Linked DNA regions of Homo sapiens: region 1 is linked to region 2. A link is an interaction called in ENCODE POLR2A ChIA-PET data of the cell type or tissue named here. Cell type or tissue: endothelial cell of umbilical vein. All regions are shown on one strand. Links, peaks and the distances in the headings refer to the core of each region. The heading gives the core; the rest is flanking DNA.

Region 1 (11,503 bases), core at 2,349-10,348, 220 kb before region 2:
GGAAGCAGAATCTGTAGAATTTTCAGATGAATTGGATGGAGGGGTGAGGATGATTGTAGGTTCTAGGCTTGAGCAACGGGTGGATGATGGGGCTATTAACCAAGGTGGGGAGAGCCAGGGGGAGGTCACAACTTGGGTGGAGGCTGGAATCAGGCTCAGGCCCTGCTATTTTTGGAGCCTTCTGTGTGATATCCTAGTAGAAGGATGGGGCAAGCAGTTGGAGCTTATTGGAAAGTTCAGGACTGCTGATGTAACCTCAGGAGCCTCTAGGTTGTATTTTATGTCAAGGGATTGGATGAGATCCCTTCACACAGCCCACAGTCTGGCAGGTAGTGAAGGCCTCATCACCGGAGGTGTGCAGGACAGGCTGGCTGATGCCACTAGAGAGAGGAGGCCTCTTTGAGGGGAGGTGGAACAAAATAGACCCTGAGGATGCCAGATAGCAGGACTCGGTGCCCCTGGGGCCACACGGAGGAGCTGGATATGCTGGCTCTGTCTCTTTGTCTGGTTGGAGCCTCCTCTCCCTTTGGCACCATTCCCCCACTACCATCTGGCAGGGTCCAGAGACACACAGACCCTGGGGTGGGATGAGGGGCAGCCTCAGGGATGGGGCTGTAATTTCAGCTGGGGGCAGGGCTCCTGAGTCTCAGCCACCTGGTGTGAGGTTCCTCTTTCCGGCACCTCCTCATGACTGTCTTGCCTGACAGCCCCATCCCCCACAACTGCAGCTACTCAACACCTCTCAGGAGGAGGCCCAGCCCAGGGAGCAGCTCCCTGCTGTGTCCCACCTGGAAAGGCATTGAGTCTGCTGGTGCAGCATCCCCGGGGGTGGGGGAGGGAACTAGAGGGGCTGCCAAGCTTAATTAGTAGTTGTGAATCCCCGAAACCTGCATCTAGAGAGGCCCCCCAGACTTTCATCTTCAAAACCTCCCCACCCACCTGGATGAAAGGGCCAGGGAGGGGCCAGGTATTAATAGTAATTATTAGTTTCACTAATAAGGAGAAGAAATGGGATTATCACCACGCTCAACAAGTTCTCCCCTCTTTGTCTACCTCTTCTCTCCTTCCTGTGGGCTCCTTTTTCCTTCCTCTCTCCCTCCTCCTTTTTTATTTTTCTCTTTTTTAATTTGTAGAGATGTGGTTTCACCATGTTGCCCAGGCTGATCTTGAACTCCTGGGCTCAAGCAATCCTCCTGCCTCAGCTTCCCAAAGTGCTGGGATTACAGGCGTGAGCCACTGGGCCCGACCCTTCTTTCTTTTCTCCTCTTCTCTAGGCCTTGCCACTTCCATCTGTCCTTGTTTCAAGGCCTTGGGATCTGCCTGCCTCTCTCGGTTCCCTTGCTGTCTATTGGGGTGTCTTAGGTACCAGGACATTCGGGGAACACCTGTGTTCATCTGGGTTGCTGAGGGAGAGACATAAGGGTGAGAGAATGTTGTTAGGATGTTGGTGTCCATTCATTCATTCATTCAGTCATTCATTGTTTTATAAATAATAATTATTATTATTTTATTTATTTTTTTGAGACAGAGTCTCTCTCTACCCCCTAGGCTGGAGTCCAGTGGTGCAATCTTGGCTCACTGCAACCTCCAACTCCCAGGTTCAAGCGATTCTCCTGCTTCAGCCTCCCGAGTAGCTGGGACTGCAGGCGCCTGCCACTACTGGCTAATTTTTGTATTTTTATTAGAGGCGGGGTTTCACCATGTTGGCCAGGCTGGTCTCGAACTCCTGACCTCAAATGATCCACCCACCTCGGCCTCCCAAAGTGCTAGGATTACAGGTGTGAGCCACCACACCTGGCCACAAATAATTATTGAACACATACTGTGAGCCAAGCACTGGGTTGGGCGCTGAGGATTCGGCGCTGAATAGGACAGATGTGGGCCATGCCTGCCCAAGTCAACATCCTAGCAGGGAAGATGGACAGTAAACAGTAAACTAACAGATAGACATAAGGTCACAGAGTGTGGTGCAGACTATAAAGGGAATAAATTGCAGACAGGATGGAGAGCTATGTGGGTGGCTACTTTAGGCTGGGGCACCAGGGAGGTGACATTTCAGCAGAGACCTGAATCATAAGGACTAAGTTATGAGGGAAGATTGGGAAAGGGTTCCTGACAGGAAGAACAGTCTTTGCAAAAGCCCTGAGCTTAGCATGAGGATGTGAAAGGAGGATAAAGTGGCCAGGAGTAAGGAGGAGAACCAGAGGGAGAAGGGAGATGAGGTGGGGACAGGGCTGGCACCACGAGCCTGTGACCTCTACAGTTGCACAGGGCCCATGCTTGGTTAATGCACTGTGGTTGCTGTCCTGAAATTCTTTTTTTTTTTTTTTTTTTTTTTTTTGAGACGGAGTCTCGCTGTGTCTCCCAGGCTGGTGAGTGCAGTGGCGTTTTCTCTGCTCACTGCAACCTCCGCCTCCCAGGTTTGAGCGATTCTCCTGCTTCAGGCTTCTGAGTAGCTGGGACTGCAGGCCCATACCACCATGCCCAGCTAAGTTTTGTATTTTTAGTAGAGATGGAGTTTCAGTATGTTGGCCAGGCTGGTCTTGAACTCCAGACCTCAGGTGATCTGCCTGCCTTGGCCTCCCAAAGTGCTGGGATTACAGGTGTGAGCCACTGCACCAGGCCCTGAAATTCTTAATAGTGGTTGAACAAAGGCTTCTGCATTTTTATTTTGCACTTGGGCCCTGCAAATTATGTAGCTCGCCGTGGTTGGGAGGTTGGCAAAATAACTGGGTGTCTGTGAGTAGAGATGTGAAGGCTTCTTGGCTGGTGTTGAGTGAATGAATGAATCTGCTTTTGCAGAGTTCATCTGTGAGGCTGTCAGAGGGCCACCTTTGCCTAGACCAGGGGCTGCTGCTGTGCAGAGAGGGGTCACATTCAGACATGGCCCCAGAGTGCCCCCAAATTCTGCAGTATCTGTTAGATTCTTCCGGGCCCACTGCCTGCAGGGTTCCCAGGGCTGTGTGCACCAGGTCTGAAGCAGCATCATGAAAAGGTGGGTAAAGTCAGGCTTACCCCACCCCCTGCATTGGCAAACAATAACTCCTCCACCCGAGGTAGAATCTTGCCTGTGAAGCCTCAGACTTTAGAGCCAGACAAACTTGAGTTCAAATCTGGCTTTCACATTCTGATTAGTGGATGTGACTAAGTGTACTTTATGCAGGTGATTTGCTTCTCTGAGCCTCAGTTAGTTCCCTCATCTGTAAAATAGGGATCACTACTTCTTAGAGTTGTTGAGAGGATTAAACGAGGTAATAAGAGGAAAGCTTTTGGCACAGTCAGAACTTAGAAAATATTTGCAATAATAATAGTATTATGGCTGGGCACAGTGGCTCACACTTGTAATCCCAGCACTTTGGGAGGCCGAGGCGGGTGAATCACCTGAGGTCAGGAGTTCGAGACCAGCCTGGCCAACATGATGAAACCCCGTCTCTACTAAAAATACAAAAATTAGCCAGGCGTGGCGGCAGGATTAGTCGAGATCGCGCCACTGCACTCCAGCCTGGGCAATAGTGCAAGACTCCACAAAAAAAAAAAGTATTATTATACAATCTTTGCAGAATTGGGTAAACATTTGCTTTTGCCCCTAAATGTCTACATAGTCATGAACAGGTCACTAAATCCCCCTGAGCCTGTTTCCTCTTCTGTTCAATTGGGATGATAACAAGCTAACCCATCTCTAACCGGGGTGGTTGGGGATGAACCAACAGGATCACTGGATCACCGTGGAGCTTCTTTGTAAATTGATGTGCAGGTGTGGGCCGCTTGCACATTCCAGACCCACCCCTATCTCTCCCATCTCAGGGCAGGCTTTCTCCAAATCTGCCCGCCCGGAAGGAAAAGCACCCTTCAGTTCTTGGCAGTCTCTGGATTCCCAGCCCTGAGTTGCTGCTCTCACACTGGGAAGTCGGCCTGGGAGTGAACATTAAGTTCAAGGTCCCTGGTTAGGCAAAAAAGAGGCTGATCCAGAAGTTGGAGTAGGGGAGGGGGAGGATGAGCTGAGTGAGGACAAAGGAGCTGGAGCCAAAATCCCTGTTGGCCTTGCTTCCTGCCTCACTCTGAGGCAGGAAGCAACCAGAAAGCTGCAGAGAATTAGTCTCTGAAAAAGGACCTGAGCAACAGTCTCGGGCTGGGCAGAGCCCCCACTTCATCTCCCACATACGCTCCCCAAGGCTGATTTGCAGGAGCCTCTAAGACCGCTGGGAAGCCCTAAGCAGCACCAACCTGAGAAAGGGAGTCTCACCCCATAGGAGTCCTTGGCCGAGAAAGCGGGAAGCCGGGAAGGGGAGGCTAAAAACCCCCAGAGCTGGGTGCGGTGGCTCACGCCTGTAATCCCGGCACTTTGGGAGGCCAAGGCTGGTGAATCTCTTGAGGTCAAGAGTTCAAGACCAGCCTGGCCAACATGGTGAAACCCTGTCTTTACTAAAAATTACAAAAATTAGCCAGCCGTGGTGATGGGTGCCTGTAATCCAAGCTACTCGGGGGGCTGAGGCAGGAGAATCGCTTGAACCCAGGAGGCGGAGGTTGCAGTGAGCCGAGATCATGCCACTGCACTCCAGCCTTGGCAACAGGGCAAGACTCCATCTTAAATAGAATAAAAATAAAAATAAAATAAAAGCCCCAGGAGCCATCCCAGAGCAAGGAACAGGGGCTCTGGGGTCAGGCTGCTTGAGTCCAAGTCTAGGCTCTGCCACCAACTAGCAGTGTGACCTCAGGGTTCTGTGGCCTCTCCATGCCTCAGTGTTCCTAATCTGGAGCCCGGGGATAATAGTCATAGCTCCTGATAGTGCTGCTGGGAAAACCGAGTGCTCTGCAGTTCCCAGCAAAGCCTGATAGGTAGTGAGTGCTTTAGAAAGGTTAGTTATTATTATATATTCTTGTAAAAATGAGGCCACCCAGCAAGTTCTGTCAGAGTCTGCTGTGTCTCCTGATAGATGGGTTCAAAGCCTTCCCTTATATTTTGGGCAGGCAGCATTCATTTATTCATTTGTTTATTCAATAAATATTTATGGAGCATATTTATGGCAGCAAAGAGTGGCAGATGGGGGGCCCTAGGGCCTGATTGCTTCCCAGAGGGGCATTTGAGTGAGAACTAGCATTTATTCAGCAACAATAGGCTTAGCTTATACACACTCAGATTCTTACCAGAAATGGGCATTGCCCAGGTAGAGGAGGGAGCCCAGGTGGAGCCACGGACACGGGGCCACATAGCCACTCAGTAGCAGCCCTAGAGACTTGAATCCAGGCCATCTCACTCCAAAGCTTGTGCTTTTTCAAATCTAGATTCCAGGCCTGCCTTCCTGCTGTGCCTCCCATCTCCCTCCCCAAACCAGACTTTGGCGGAGCCAGATCCCTAGAGGCCAAAGGCCAGGTTGTTTTCTGTTGCCCACTGTGGCAGGATCTCTGTCATTTCCTTCCCAGTTCTCCTAACCATGCGGAACAACCTTGGGGCCTTCCTCCGAGGGGAAACCCAGCCTGGAAGCATCCCGTGGAAAATGTGGCTGTCAGTGACCTCTGATGTTTGTCTCTTCGGCTGCCGAGGGTCTGGGTGCCTGGGAGTGCAGCAAGGTGGGGGGCTTCCTCAATAGGTGATGCCTATGACTCTCAGGAGTTTAGACTTGGCCTCCCTCTGGCTCTGTAGCCTGGGACAAGTCATAGCCCCTCTCTGGGCCTCAGTTTCCCCATCTGTAAAAATGGGAATAGGCCAGGCATGGTGGTTCATGTCTATAATCCCAACACTTTGGAAGGCTGAGATAGGAGCATTGCTGAAGCCCAGGAGTTCAAGACCAGCCTGGGCAACATAGTGAGACCCTGTCTCTACAAAAATTTTCAAAAATTGCTGGGTATGGTGGCTTATGTCTATAGTCTCAATTACTTGGGAGGCTGAGGTGGGAGGATTGCTTGAGCGCAGGAGGTCGAGGCTGCAGTGAGCTATGATGGCACCACTGTACTCCAGTCTAGGTGGCAGAGTAAGACCGTGTCTAAAAAAAAAGAAAAAAAGGAAGAGGCATGGCATGGAGTTGAGGAACAGTAGCGAAGTTCTCACACTGGCCCTCTGGCTGGGAGTTTACGTGCTGATGTCAAGTCCTCCTGCCTTCTTTTCCTCCTGGGTGCTTGTGAGGTTCAAATGGGACTGTGGCTACAAAAGGGCTTTGGAGTGGAATCCAGAGCTGGAGAGCAGAGCAGATGTAGAAGGAAGCTGATTATTTTTGATTGAGACCCTCAGCACTTAGCTCCGCCTTCATCACATCTCACCCAGGCTGCTGCCTGTGGCCAAGTACCCATTCCCCAGACCCTCTGCAGGACCCATGGTTCCGGGTCAAGGGTGAGCCTGGGGCAAGGTTCTAACCAGGAGGTTTCTGAGCCTGACATGAGCATCCTGCTATGGTGTGAATGTTTGTGTGCCTCCTAAATCCATGTTAAAATCCTAACTCCCAAGGTGATGATACTAAAAGGTGAGGTCTTTGGGAGGTGATTAGGTCACAAGGGCAGAGCCCTCATAAGTGGGATTAGTGCTCGTATAGAATAGGCCCAAGGGAACTCATTCACCCCTTCCACCATGTGAGGATGCAGTGAGAGGGTGCCATCTACAAATGGGGAAGCCAGCCCTCACCAGACACTGAATCTGCCATAGCCTTGATCTCAGACTTCCCAGCCTTTAGAATGGTGAGAAACAGGCTGGGTGCAGTGGCTTACACTTGTAATCCCAGCACTTTGGGAGGCTGAGGCGGGCAGATCACTTGAGGTCAGGAGTTCGAGACCAGCCTGACCAACATGGTGAAACCCCATCTCTACTAAAAATACAAAAATTAGCCAGGCATGGTGGCGGGTGCCTGTAATCCCAGCTACTCAGGAGGCTGAGACAGGAGAATCGCGTGAACCCGGGAGGCAGAAGTTGCAGCGAGCCAAGATCATGCCATTGCATTCCAGCCTGGGCCACAGATCAAGACTCCGTCTCAAAAAAAAAAAAAAAAAAAAAAAATTTAGCTAGGTGTGGTAATGCACACCTTTAATCCCAGCTACTCGGGAGGCTGAGGCACAAGAATCGCTTGAACCCAGGAGGTGGAGGTTGTAGTGAGCCGAGATTGCACCACTGCACTCCAGCCTGGGCGACAGAGCAAGACTCTGTCTCAAAAGCAGAAGAAAAGAAAAAAAATAGAATGGTGAGAAATAATTTATGTTGTTTAAAAACCACCCAGTCTATTTTGTTATAGCAGCCCAAACCATAAGACACGAAGACATATCCCAAAGCTGAAAAGTCACCCACCTGGACACAATAGCTATGGGGGGGCCCTCCTGCAGCCTCCCTGACGTCCACCATGCTGGGTTTGTGCCTCGACTTCCTCACAAGTGGTGATGGGAGAGGGAGTTTGGGAGTAGGAAGAGAAGCCTGTGGCTACCCAGGGGACATTCCTTCTGGCAGAGCATGACATTCACCTTGTGCCTAATTTGGGAAACCCCTTCTGTTCTTGGGTCTCAGTTTCCCCATCTGCACTGTGAAAGGCGCCATCACACGCCCTCAGAGAGCCCTTCTGGCTCTCCAAGCCCCAGACCGCGGGCCTCTGACTTCTGCCCTCCCCAGGCTCCTGAGGGATCCAGCCTTCAGCAAATGGAGATCAGTTCCATCCTCAGGAGATTCCATCTGGGATTTTGACTCCCCTGCTCCATCTGCCACTGCTGCCCCCAGATGCCCCAGAGTGGACAGAAACCAAGGGAAGGAGGCAGGGGCACACCCCCTTCCCAGGAGGACTGGAAGGCAGGACCCTCACTTCCAGGCACACATGGATGGAGAGGTGCCATGCTGGAGGGATGGTAGGAGAGGTAGTTCTGCAAGGAGCATGCCCATCCCCTATGCCACAGGCCGGCCAGATGGTGGGGGCAGCCAAGGAGGGCTCCTTGCTCCCGCCCCACCCCTCAGGCTGTACAGGGATCTGGATTTCTTTCCATACAAAACATGTGTGGGTAGAAGCCTTCAAATGCAGATTTGGGGCTCATGAAACATTTTATTATTTTTAAATTTTTTTGTTTATTTTTACTTTAAGTTCTGGGATACATGTGTAGAACATGTATACCTATGTAACCTGCTTTGTTACATAGGTATACGTGTGCCATGGTGGTTTGCTGCACCTATCAACCTGTCACCTAGGTTTTAAGCCCCACATGCATTAGCAATTTGTCCTGATGCTCTCCCTCCCCCGACCTCCCAAACCCCACCTACAGGTCCCAGTGTGTGTTTTTCCCCTCTCTGGGTCCATGTATTCTCATTGTTCAACTCGCACTTATGAGTGAGAACATGTGGTGTTTGGTTTTCTGTTCCTGTATTAGTTTGCTGAGGATGATGGCTTCCAGCTTCATCCATGTTCCTGCAAAGGACATGATCTCATAACGCTTTTACACTGTTGGTGGGAATGTAAATTAGTTCAACCATTGTGGAAGACAGGAATCATCCTCAAGGATCTAGAACCAGAAATACCGTTTGACCCAGCAATCCCATTACTGGGCATATACCCAAAGGAATATAAATGATTCTATTATAGGCCAGGCGCGATGGCTCACACCTGTAATCCCAGCACTTTGGGAGGCCGAGGCAGGCGGATCACCTGAGGTCAGGAGTTTAAGACTGGCCTGATCAACATGGTGAAACCCTGTCTCTAATGAAAATACAAAAATTAGCCAGGCCTGGTGGTGTGCACCTGTAATCTCAGCTACTCGGGAGGCTGAGGAAGAAGAATCACTTGAACCCAGGAAGCGGATGTTGCAGTGAGCCGAGATAGCACCATTGCACTCCAGCCTGGGTGACAGAAACTCCATCTCAAAAAAAAAAAAAATTCTTTTAATCGTTCTATTTTAAAGATACATGCACATGTATGTTTATTGCAGCACTATTCACAATAACAAAGACATGGAACCAACCCAAATGCCCAACGCCGATAGACTGAATAAAGACAATGTGGTTCATGAAACATTTTAATCTGGTGGAAGCACAGTTATAGCATTTCAGAACCTTGGTATGCTGTGGAATTCGAGAATCTCAGAGGCATAGCATCCTAGAATTTTACAAAAGTGAGTCATAGGATTTAAGGTTTCTAAACTATGCTGTCCAGCACTGCAGCCGCTAGCCACATGTGGTCATAGAGCACTGAGAATGTGACTAGTCCAAGTTGAGATGTGCTTTAAGTAGAATACACAGTGGATTTGGAAGACTCAGCACAAAAGAAAGAATTTAAACATCTCATTAATCATTTCGTTATATTAATTACATGTCAAAATGATATTTTGGGTATGTTGGTTTAATACAATATATTTCTTATTTTTAAAATTTTATGTATGTATGTATGTATGTATTTATTTATTGAGATGGGATCTCGCTCTGTCGCCCAGGAATGCAGTGGCACAATCTTGGCTTATTGTAGCCTTGACCTCTGGTTCTCAAGCAATCCTCCCACCTCAGTCTCCTGAGTAGCTGAGACCGCAAGCACACACCACCACACCCCACTAATTTTATTTATTTTTTGTGGAGACAATGTCTCACTATGTTGCCCAGCCTGGTCTCAAACTCCTGGGCTCAAGTGGTCCTCCTGCCTTGGCCTCCCAAAGTGCTGGGATTATAGGCATTAGCCACCCACTGTGCCCAACCAAATAAAATATATTTCTTATCTATTTATTTTTGAGATGGAGTCTTGCTCTGTCACCCAGGCTGAGTGCAGTGGGGGTGATCTCAGCTCACTGCAACCTCTGCTTCCTGGGTTCAAGCCATTCTCCTGCCTCAGCCCCCTGACTATAGGCGCATGCCACCACGCCCGGCTAATTTTTTGTATTTTTAGTAGAGACGGGGTTTCACCATGTTGGCCAGGCTGGTCTTGAACTCCTGACCTCGTGATCTGCTTGCCTCGGCCTCCCAAAGTGCTGGGGTTACAGGCGTGAGCCACCATGGCTGGCTTTTATTTTATTTTATTTATTTTTGAGACAGAGTTTCGCTCTTGTCACCCAGGCTGGAGTGCAATGGCGTGATCTCGGCTCACTGCAATCCCCGCCTCCTGGTTTCAAGCAATTCTCCTGCCTCAGCCTCCCGAGTAGCTTGGATTACAGGCGAGGGCTACCAAGCCCGGCTAATTTTTGTATTTTTAGTAGAGATGGGGTTTCATCATGTTGACCAGGCTGGTCTCAGACTCAGCCACCTCAGATCACCTCAGGTGATCCACCTGCCTCGGCCTCCCAAAGTGCTGGAATTACAGGCATGAGCCACCACACCTGGTCTTTACTTTTTGAAATAATGAGAGGAGTCATTATTTAAAATAATGAGGCTATATATCAACATATAACCTCACTATGTTGCCCAGACTGGTTTCAAACTCCTGGGCTCAAGTGATCCTTCTGCCTTGGCCTCCCAAAGTGCTGAAATTACAGGCATGGGCCAAGGTACCCAGCCCTTGTTTTTTGTGTATTTATTTTTTTTAGAGACAGGGTTTTGATCTGTCACCCAGGTTGAAATGCAATGACACAATCACAGCTCACTGCAGCCTCAAACCCCTGGGCTCATGCGATCCTTCTGCCTCAGGCTCTGAATAACTGGAACTACAAATGCTCACACCATGCTGGGCTAATTTTTTTTAATTAATTTTTTGTAGAGACAGTGTCTTGCTATGTTGCCCAGGTTGGTCTCAAACACCTGGACTCAAGCAACCTTCTCACCTCGGCTTCCCAAAGTGCTGGGATTACAGATGTAGGCCACCTTGCCCAGCCAAAATATATGTCTAAATTTAATTTCACTTGTTTCTTTTTACTTTTTAAAATGTGGTTACTAGAAAATGTGACTGTTCATATGTGGCTTGCATTATATTTCTTTTTTTTTTTCTTGAGACGGAGTCTTGCTCTGTCGCCCAGGCTGGAGTGCAGTGGTACGATCTTGGCTCACTGCAACCTCTACCTCAAGGGTTCAAGTGATTCTCCTGCCTCAGCCTCCCAAGTAGCTGGGATTACAGGCGCCCACCACCACACTCGGCTAATTTTTATATTTTTAGTAGAGACAGGGTTTTGCCATGTTGGCCATGTTGGCCAGGCTGGTCTTGAACTCCTGACCTCGTGATCCACCCGCCTCGGCCTCCCAAAGTGCTGGGATTACAGGCGTGAGCCACTGTGCCCAGCCAACATTTCTAACGAATTAAGCAGTTTTAGAAAATTAGGCCAGGTGTGGTGGCTCAAGCCTGTAATCCCAGCACTTTGGGAGGCCGAGGCAGGCGGATCACAAGGTCAGGAGATCGAGACCATCCTGGCAAACATGGTGAAACCCCGTCTCTGCTAAAAATACAAAAAATTAGCCGGGCGTGGTGGCGGGCGCCTGTAGTCCGAGCTACTCGGGAGGCTGAGGCAGGAGAATGGTGTGAACCCGGGAGGCAGAGCTCGGAGTGAGCCGAGATCACGCCACTGCTCTCCAGCCTGGGCGACAGAGCAAGACTCTGTCTCAAAAAAAAAAAAAAAGAAAAAAGAAAATTAGAATCATATT
Region 2 (11,017 bases), core at 1-8,000:
TCACAGATTGGAGGAGACTGGGAGACATTACAACTAAGTGTCATGTGGAAGCCTAGACTGAATTCTGAAACAGAAAAAAAGGACAGAAAAAAAAATGGTGAAATCCAAATAAAAACTTAGTTAATAGTATGGTACCTACGTTAATTTCTTAGTTTTTTTTGTTTGTTTAATTTTTTGTTTTGAGACAGGGTCTCACTACTCTGTCACCCAGGCTGGAGTGCAATGGCTCAATCTCGGCTCACTGCAACCTCCAGCTCCTAGGATCAAGCGATACTCCCACCTCAGCCTTCTGAGTTGCTGGAACTACAGGTGTATGCCACCAAACCTGGCTAATTTTTGTATTTTTTTAGAGCTGGGGTTTCACCATGTTACCCAGGCTGGTCTTGAACTCCTGAGCTCAAGCAATCCATCCACCTCGGCTTCCCAAAGTGCTGGGATTATAGGTGTGAGCCACCACGCCTGGCCAATTTCTTAGTTTTGAAAAACATACTAGGCTGGGCGTGGTGGCTCACGCCTATAATCCCAGCACTTTGGGAGGCCGAGGTGGGTGGATCACAAGGTCTGGAGTTTGAGAACAGCCTGGCCAACATGGTGAAACCCCGTCTCTATTAAAAATATACACAAGTTAGCTGGGCATGGTGGCATGTACCTGTAATCCCAGCTACTCAAGAAGCTGAGGCAGGAGAATTGCTTAAACCCGGGAGACGGAGGTTGCATTGAGCTGAGTTTGTGCCACTGCATTCCAGCCTGGGCGACAGAGCAAGACCTTGTCTCAAAAAAAAAAAAAAAAAGAAAAGAAAAGAAGAGGCCGGGCGTGGTGGCTCACGCCTGTAATCCCAGCACTTTGGGAGGCCGAGGCGGGCAGATCACGAGGTCAGGAGATTGAGACCATCCTGGCTAACACAGTGAAACCCCGTCTCTACTAAAAATACAAAAAATCAGCCGGGCGTGGTGGCGGGCGCCTGTAGTCCCAGCTACTCAGGAGGCTGAGGCAGGAGAATGGCGTGAACCCGGTAGGCGGAGCTTGCAGTGAGCCGAGATTGCGCCACTGCACTCCAGCCTGGGCGACAGAGCGAGACTCCGTCTCAAAAAAAAAAAAAAAAAAAAAAGAAAAGAAAAGAAAAGAAAAACATACTATGACTATGTAAGGTGTTAACAAGAGGGGAAGCTGGGTGAAAAGTATACAAGAACTGTCTTTGGAACTTTTCTGTCAATCTGAAGTTATTCCAAAATAACAAGCTTTGAAACTCAAGACAGACAAATCCCACAGAGAAAACACCAGAACCTGATGGCTTCACCAGAGGATTGTATCAAACATTTAAGGAGAAAAAAACAAAAAAAGCATTGTTATACAAATGCTTTCAAAATATAGAGGAAGAAACATTTCCAAACAAATTTTATAATGCCGGAAGAAACCCGACAAAAATATTACAGAAAAGACCACTATTCCTCATGAATATAGACATAAAACCCAAGATACATATGTGTGTGTTTGTATATGTATATATGTATATGTATATACACACACACATATTTATAAATATATCTGTATATATAATTTATAAATAAATATATGTAATACATCATGACTAAGTTAGGTTTACCCCAGGAATGCAATCTTGGTTTAACATTTTTGGTGCAGGAAAAGCATTAATGAAATTCAACACCAATTTATGGTGAAAATTCTTTAAAAATTTAGAAGCCAACTCCTTCAGTTTGATCAAAGTTAGCTCCAAAAAATCAGCTAATTACATACCTAACGGGGAAATACTGCATGCATTTCCCACAAGCTTGGGAATAAGACAAAGATGTCTTCTCTTATCACTTCTATTTAATGTAGTACTCATGGTCCTAGCCAGTTCAGTTAGGCAAGAAAAAGAAATAGGCATAAAGATTGGAAATAAATAAATGAAACGGTCTCTGTTCACAGGTGAAATTATTGTTTACATAGATCATTGCAGACATCTACAAAATAATTCCTAGAAGTACTGAGTGAATTTAGCAAGGTCACAGGATACAGGGTTGAGACACAAAACCCAACTGTTATTTCTATATTAACTGCAACAATTGGAAAAGACATTTTTTTAAAAATAGCAACAAATCACACAATTCTTAGTAATAAATGTAACAAAGTTGTGTAAGACTTGTACACCAAAGCCTTAAAACATTGCTGAAATTAAAGAAGATAGTTAAATGGAGACATATATTGTGCTCATAGATTGGAAAACTCAATATTTGTAAGATGTCAGTTCTTCTCAAATGGACCTATTTTCAACACAATCCCAATCATAGGCTTATGTTTTTGTAGAAATTGGCAGGCTGATTTTAAAAATTTATATGGAAATGCAAGAGCCCTAGAAAAGGAAAATGTTTTAAACAAACAATAAATTACATCATTAGGGTGGGCCCTATCCATATGACTGGTGCCCTTATAACTAGAGGAAATTTGGACACAGAGGCATGCACATTGGGAGAACAACGAGGAAAGATGAAGGCAGAGTGATGTGCCTGCAAGTCAAGGAATGCTAAAGATTGCCAGCAAACCACTAGAACCTAGGAGACAGGCATGGAACAGATTCTCTCACAGCCTCAGAAGGAATAAACCTGCTAACACCTTAATCCTGGAGGCCTAGTCTCCAGAACTGTAAGATAATAAATTCCTGTTGTTTAAGCCAGTTTTTAGTACTTTGTTATGGTAGCCCTAGCAAACTAATACAGATTTGGTATATGAGATACTAAGTTAGATTTGATTAAAACAAAAAGCTTCTGCTCATCAAAAAAAATCACTAGGAAAGTGAATAAAGCTGGGCGTGGTGGCTCACACCTGTAATCCCAACACTTTGGGAGGCTGAGGTGGGCGGATCACCTGAGGTTAGGAGTTCGAGACCAGCCTGGCTAACATGGTGAAACCCCATCTCTACTAAAAACACAAAAATTAGCCAGGTGTGGTGGCACGTGCCTGTAGTCCCAGCTACTCAGCAGACTGAGGCAGGAGAATCGCTTAACCTGGGATGTGGAGGTTGCAGTGAACCAAGATCATGCCACTGCACTCCAGCCTGGACGACAGAGAGAGACTGTATCTCAAAAAAAAAAAAAGAAAGAAAGAAAGAAAGAAAGAAAGTCAATAGGCAGGCCACAGACTGGGAGAGAGTATTTGCAAACATGTCTCTGACAAAGGACTAATACCTAAGATGTATACCTTCTATAACTAGTTAATACAAAAAAAGACACCCAATAGAAATGACCAAAATATTTGGACAGACATGTCACAAAAGAAGAAATATAGGCTGGGCGCAGTGACTCACACCTGTAATCCCAGCACTTTGGAAGGCTGAGGTGGGAGGATCACTTGAGGCCAGGAGTTCAAGGCTGCAGTGAGCTATGATCACACCACTGCACTCCGGCCTGGGTGACAAAGTAAGACCCCATTTCTAAAAATAAAAATAAAAACAGATTTTTCATCCTTAAGTTTCTCAATGTTAAAAAAAAAAAGATATGTAAATGGCCATAAGTAGTTGAAAAGGTGTCCAACTTATTTGTCACAATGGGAATGCAAAATAAAACCGCAATTAAATACCATTACACATCCACCAGAATGGCTAAAATTCAGAAAACCATTTACATCAAAGGGTGGCAACACTGTGGAGCAACTGGAACTCTCCTACATTGTGGTAGGAATGTAAAGGGAAAAAGTCTGACAGTTCTTTTTAAAACCAGACATGTTTAGTAATTCTGCTCCTAAGTATTTATGTATTTTTTATTTTTTTGAGACAGAGCTTTGATCTGTCACCAAGGCTGGAGTGCAGTAACGCCATCTCGGCTCACCGCAACCTCCGCCTCCCAGGTTCAAGTGATTCTCCTCCCTCAGCCTCCCGAGTAGCTGGAATTACAGGCACCTGCCACCACGCTCGGCTAATTTTTGTATTTTTAGTAGAGATGGGGTTTCACCATGTTGCCCAGGCTGGTCTCGAACTCCTGACATCAGGTGATCCACCCACCTCGGCCTCCCTAAGTGCTGGGATTACAGGAGTGAGCCACTGCGCCCGGCCTTAAGTATTTATTCAAGAGAAATGAAAACATATATTCACAAACAATTTGTACAAGAATATTCATAGTAGCTTTTCAGTAGCAAAAGAAAACCCAAACAAACTGGAAACAGCCTTGGTGTCCATCAATGGGAGGATGGATAAGTGATGGCATAGTCATACAGTAGAATTCTATCCTGCAATAAATAGGAACTGTATACAACATTATGGATGATTCTCAAACACATCCTGCTAGAAAGAAGCCAAATATAAAAGAGTTCACACTGCGTGATTCTATTTATATGAAGTTCTAAAGGAAGCAAAACTAATCTGTGGTAATAAAAATCAGAATAGTAGATGCCTCTGGAGATTGGTGGGAGTGGGTATTGGCTAGGAAGAGCAGGAGGAAATTTTCTGGAGTGATGGTAATGTCCTATATCTTGACAGGGGTTTGAGTCACATGGATGTATACATTTGTCAAAACTCTTGAATGACATACTCATGCATTTTAGTCTATGTAACTTTGACCTTAAAAATCCACAAAAAATATTGAACTCTTTCATCCGGACAGATGGAAAAAAGAATTGAACTCTAGTTAATTAAACATGGACCCCAACTTAGGATGGTTCAATTTATGATTTTTCAACTCTAGGATGTTGTGAAAGCAATACAACCATTCTGTTTTTCACTTTCAGGAGACTAGTCAATAAATTACATGAGATATTCCACACTTTATTATAAAATAGGCTTTGTGTTAGGTGATTTTGCTCAATAGGCTAAGCTAAGCTGTGATGTTCAGTAGGTGTATTAAATACATTTTTCACTTAATGATATTTTCAACTTATCGGGATATAACTCTACCATAAATTGAGAAGCATCTGTATATAAATGCTGAAATGTTTAAAGGTGAAGTCTGTTGATGTCTTCAGTTTACTCTGAAATGCATAAAAACAGACTGATGGGGCTGGGCACGGTGACTCATGCCTATAATCTCAGCGCATTCAGAAGCTGAGGTGAGCAGATCTCTTGAGGTCAGGGGTTTGAGACCAGCCTGGCCAATATGGTGAAACCCCGTATTGTAAAAAATACAAAATTTGTATTGTAAAAAAATACAAAAATTAGCCGGGTGTGGTAGCACACGCCTGTAATTCCAGCTACTCAGGAGGCAGAGGCAGGAGAACTGCTTGAACCTGGGAGGCGGAGGTTGCAGTGAGCCAAGATAGCACCACTGCACTCCAGCCTGAGTGACAGAGTGAGATTCTATCTCCAAAAAAAAAAGATTGATGGATGCATAAAGAAATGGATAGATATGTGATAAAGCCAATATGGCAAAGTGTTAATTGTAGAATCAGTTGGTGGGTATACGGTGGTTCACAGTAAAATTATTCTAACTTTTCTGTACATCAGAAAATTTTTACAGTAAAATGTTAGGGGCAAAAAAAAAAAAAAAGACTACAGAATCTCTGAGAAGAGTAACATTTTCTAATCTTAGAAGTGATCTTGGCTGGGTGCGGTGGCTCACACCTGTAATCCCAGCACTTTGGGAGGCCGAGATGGGTGGATCACAAGGTCAGGCATTCAAGACCAGCCTGGCCAACATGGTGAAACCCCGTCTCTACTAAAAAAAAAGACAAAAATTAGCTGGGCATGGTGGTGTGTGCCTGTAATCCTAGCTGCTCAGGAGGCTGAGGCAGGAGAATTGCTTCATCCCGGGAGGTGGAAGTTGTGGTGAGCTGAGATCGCACCACTGCACTCCAGCCTAGGCGACAGAGCAAGACTCTGTCTCAAAAAAAAAAAAAAAAAAAAAAAAGAAGTGATCTCATCCTATACTACTATTTCTCAAAGGGTAGTCTTTACCTCATAAAAATCCAGGAACTTAGACTCACTGAAGTTTAAAAATTGCTCTACCTGCCGACCCTGGAGAATTGCACTCCACAGCCAGGGCTTCAGCTGCCACTACTTCACTGCCCATCCAAATCTTAATCTCCCTTAAGCTCCATTCCCCTTGGGTTGGGAATTTCCATTGGCCTTACAGATATCTTAAACTCACCAGATCCCACAGGGGATTCATATTTTCCTACCCCTACTTCCCAATCTCGCCTTCTTCTTCCAGCATTCTCTATTTCAGGAAAAGACATCTTTCTACCCAGTTGACCAACCCAGAGACCTGAGGTGGGAGGTTAGGGGTTACCCTAGACTCCTCTCTTTTCACCTCCATTTATTTCAGGTCACAGTGGCTCACTGATTTGGCTTCCAGAACATCTGTTATATCTCACTCTTTGCCCCATGGGCTGTCACTGCCTTAGTCCAGTTGTCATAATGCTTTACCTTCTGAGCTTTTTCCATGGGAGAAGAAGCTCAAAATATTACAGGCAGCAAAAAGGGTTAAGAGATGAGGCCTTATGACAACTAGAGAGAGATTAAGTACACACCAGGTTATATAGCTGGGAGGAGCTGAAGTTGAGATTTGAACTCAGGTAGTCTGGCTCCAGAGTCTGTTTAAAACACCATTACTTGCCTGGACACGGTGGCTCATGCCTGCAATCCCAACAAAGGGAAGGCCAAGGCGGGAGGATCGCTTCAGCCCAGAAGTTTGAGACCAGCGTGGGCAATGTAGTGAGACTCCTATTTTTCAAAAAAAGAGGAAAACACCATCACTCAGTGTAAACCTACTATATAAACAAGTGCCTTTTTATTATTAGATGTGAGGACATCTATATTTTTATTAGAGTAACACTAGCTGCTGTAACAGATAAATCCCCAAGTCTCAATGCCTTAATACAACAACAATTTCTCATATAGCAATATTGTCTTCTAAGTGGTGATGGAGGAACCCAGGCTCCACTGTGTGACTCTGCTATCTTCTAGAGACCATTCTGTGCATTCAGCCAGATGGAGAAAGCACATAGGACTGGGTGAGGGTTTTACAGGCCAAGCCTGGGAACGGCAAAAGTTGCTTTTCACCAAGTGTACCCAGCTGTGTGCCCTAGGCAATGGAATTTGGCAAGCAAGAGTTTTTGCCAAGATATAATTGCTCATAATTCTGGTTTATTTATGAATATCTATTCTATACTTCCCTTTATACTGGTTTTTTAAAAAAGATCCATAACCAAACTACACAAAAATTAGAATCTCCTCCTCCCCAAGAAAGCAAGGTTACAATACACAATTGGATAGGCATATATGTATGTATGTATGTGTATGTGGAGATGTAAATCGTTGAATCTAGCAGTTATTAAAATGCTATCCATAAGATTCACATCTCATTTACAAATTGGCTAAAAATCCTTTACATGCTCAAAAGCAGGCAAAAAAGACCCAAAAGGATACAAAGATACTTGGAAGTATCGTACATTGCTTCACATTTGACATTACTAGCAATAAAATGAAAATTTCTAAGTATAGATTTTTAAATCTTTAAAAAAGGCAATTTAAGTTCTCTAGGAAAAAAAATTCTGCAAATCTAAAACAGGGTGCCATATGGGGCATGTCCTTCTTGGAAGTAAACATTTTAGATAAAAGTAGCATAAAATTTGCTTCAGGAAATGGCCGGGCGCGGTGGCTCACTCCTGTAATCCCAGCACTTTGGGAGGCCAAGGTGGGCGGATCATGAGATCAGGAGATCAAGACCAGCCTGGCCAACATGGCGAAACCCCATCTCTACTAAAAATATAAACATTAGCTAGGTGTGGTGGTGCATGCCTGTAATCCCAGCTACTCAGGAGGCTGAGGCACGAGAATTGCTTGAAGCCAGGAGGCAGAGGTTGCAGTGAGCCAAGATCGTGCCACTGCACTCCAGCCTAGTGACAGAGTGAGACTCCATCTCAAAAAAAAAAAAAAAATTTGGCTTCAGGAAAAATGGATTTATAATAAATGTTTCCTTTTAAAATGACTTGCCTAAGGATGACCTATTACATTTTATTTTTTAGAGACAGGATCTCACCATGTTGCCCAGGCTGGCCTTGAACTGCTGGCCTCAAGCAATCCTCCCACCTCAGCCTCTTAAGTAGCTGGCACTATCGGCATGCACCCAGCTGGGTGACTTCTTAAAGTTACCCTTTATCAACTACCCTACACCAGGCTCTGTGCTAAGTGTTTCTGTGCACTATCTTATTTCAACCTCACAATCACCCTTTGAGATAAATACTAAAGAGGTCTGAGCCTTTTAAATCATCATGGAATCAACCTAAGAATAGGCTGAGGTTAAAAAAAAATAAGTAAATCATCACGGAATGGATATAATCAAAAGTCTAAAGCAACATTTAAAAAATTTACAATATATAACTCATTTCTATTAAATAACTTCCACTGACCTCGAGTTCAGCTACCAAAGGATAAAGAGGAATCTAGAAATAAACCCATGACAACATGTGAAAAATTGACCCGTTTTAATTATTTAAAAACAAAAAACACATCAAATTTCCTTTACCATCTACAATTCAGTTATATCCAAACACTCTAAGACCAAACAGAAGCAGGGATGACAATGAGACACTGAAGACACACGAAGGTGAATGCTGAAGACCATCAGAGTCCCAGCAGGAGGTCACGTCTTTCATTCAGACGCTCCAATGCTTTTCATTTCAGTTTGTTAAAGAACGTGTTTTACAGGAAGTTCTTTACAGTAATTTCATGCCAGACACCAGGTTTCTTCGATGGTACACAGCTCCATGAAATTTGTGTTTCCATCCAGTTGACAGGAATAAAAAGGAATTTTTATTTTTGTCTTTTTTTGGGCCGTAGAGACGTAAAATGGTCAGATTCCTTTAGGAATAAATGAGGAAAAGGAGAGGAAAGAGAAGATCTGGGCTGTGCTGGTGCTGGTTTCTACTCATCTTTCGGAGGGTGTGACTTCAAGAGTTAAATCACACTTAGGCCACTACAATGATTAGTACTAGTTATCTTTTTTTAAGATGATAAAAAGGAAAGTATCCAATGGACATAAAAATGGTCAAAGGTTTTTTTACTGCAGGTCAATTTTTCCCCCGACCAAAAAATATACAAAATGAACATATAATTGGGAGGGTAACTCTGCTGGACATTCCAATTCACTCATCTGCGTGTCCCCCACACGGGTAAGGGGAACAGGCGTTCGGTTTTATTAGTCATGTTACAGCAGTAACCAGATGTGTTAATGGCAGCTTATTTACGGTCCATCGATCCTTTGAACAAGTATAGGAAAGCATGGCTGTCAGTCTCTGACTGCTCACATCTGAGCACATTCAGCTACCATGGAAACTACAAGGGAAGGAAAAATATATTTATTCCAAGATTTACTGGGAGTTTTAAGTGCCCTTTCTTCCACAGAGCCCCAGAGTGGTGACAAGGTGCTAGGGGCTGCTGTGTTTTCCAGCATGAGCTCCCATCCTCTGAGGGTCCTGAGAAGGATAGTGGATTGGTCCTGGAGCCCGCATGAAAGGAGGGGGTGGTCCCATTGGGTGGAACATGTGTGGCCCAAAACCTGCAGATACGAGAGAACAAATGTGTTAGGCTGGTAGTTTCCTTGATAACCTTTCAAACCTCTCAATCTTGCTAAGGTTAAAACCACCTACACATAAATCAAGGTTGACACGGGGCTTAAGCAAATGTCAGTTCACAAACTTACTTCCACTTGTTATTTCCTTGGTTTTAGAAACCTTTCCCCCACAGTCCAAAAAACTCCACAGCACTCAAGGTATCGCCTAGTATGTCATCTGAGTCTCTGCTATGTATCCAACATGCCAAATCCTACCAGACAGGATTCAGTCAGGATTTGGGAGATAAGAAAGAAATCAGGCTGATGGCAAAGACTGTGTCATCATTAACCTCAATGCTTGACACCAGAATGGAGGGTGCTCAGAAACCAGATTCTCTTCAGAGTATGGGCTCTCTGCCACAGGAGAACTGGCTACCTGTGATTTCCTTCCACTGTTAACACTGTCTACAGCAGTGCTATACGAAGTGCCAGTCCTCCACCTATTTCTGGCCACTCAAGACAAAGAGCTTGAGTCAAAATGTAAATTATACGACCAGGCACAGTTTAGTTCATCTGACAGTTTTTTTGGTAACAAGACTTTCTCAATGAAGGAAGGGGTTCACTGATTACATTTTGGCACAAGCTCCTGATCTTGTGGCAGACAGGTGATAAACACTTTGTAAAATGACACCCGCTCACAGCCCACACTGGGCAATAGTGCTCTAGGGCATCCATTAGCATTTAGTTTAGAAAAGGGAACAAATTGGTGATAGATCTTTGTAATCTAATAATCTTACTCTGCTGACACATATACGCGGATCTTTAGAAAACTGGCCCCTTTCTTCTCCTCGGCAGAGCAGGAGAAAGAAAAATTTCAGAAATCCCAACAGATCAACTTTACTGGTAGACTTCTACAGAGCAAACTCACAGGATTTGGATGTGTTGAACATGATGGTGAGGTTTATGAGACAGAACTTTCACAAGGATTTCTCTGGGCTAAGAAGGAAGATGGAAGTTACCTGGGGGTGGGGGTGGAGCAATGCCAGGGGGCGGTGGCAGAGCAATGTTCACCACAGCTGGAGGACCACTTGGGGGCAAGTTGAAGTAGTTGGCAGAGGCTTCTTCTTCTGCTGCAGGAGGAGGAGGAAGAGCTGGAGGAGAGAAAATAGTCAACACATAGAGGGGAGAACAATTGTGCAACGCTGTTTCTACCACCTTTACATTCTCAGAGGTCCTACTGGGAGAGTAGAGCGGCAACATGAACCAGACCTGGGTCCCATCTTCCAAAATAGGAACATCAGGGCAGAAAGAGCTTCTGAAGTCAGCAGGGAGTCTGCACTCACCTCCTGGCAATCCTGGAACAGGTTCTAGTTTGATCCCAGAGTCTGTAGTTCCATCTTTCTCTTTTTCTTTTCCTCTGGCTGCCTGGGATCTGGGAAACACACATGCATACAGTCGGCACTCTGGCCCACCTTATCTCACACCTCTGCTTCTTACATTCCCCAGTCCAATGGAGTTCCTTCGCTCTACCTCCTCC

The links. ChIA-PET counts read pairs that join two places held together with the same protein. Peaks named below come from ENCODE experiments on the same cell type or tissue, not always from the same donor. Only the 100,000 strongest peaks of a DNase experiment are listed, where the experiment ranks them.
Region 1: POLR2A ChIA-PET joins it to region 2 with 5 read pairs; 4 of 35 experiments call an interaction of 5 or more read pairs at or near these places.

What each region holds. Positions count from the first base shown.
Region 1 is chr5:150,460,755-150,472,257 of GRCh38, forward strand. No RefSeq gene overlaps it. Among named protein-coding and RNA genes, the nearest start is that of RPS14, 17 kb to the left of the region's middle. RefSeq lists enhancers at 1-517, 311-630, 3,420-4,145. In endothelial cell of umbilical vein, for the core only: no CTCF peak of the experiment used is centred there; DNase peaks (open chromatin) are centred at 5,387 and 9,077.
Region 2 is chr5:150,682,396-150,693,412 of GRCh38, forward strand. It overlaps RBM22 (RNA binding motif protein 22), which reads right to left. Exons shown (of 11, transcript NM_018047.3): 9 at 10,824-10,912; 10 at 10,500-10,631; 11 at 8,397-9,486. The coding sequence ends at 9,356. Among named protein-coding and RNA genes, the nearest start is that of RBM22, 13 kb to the right of the region's middle. In endothelial cell of umbilical vein, for the core only: no CTCF peak of the experiment used is centred there; no DNase peak of the experiment used is centred there.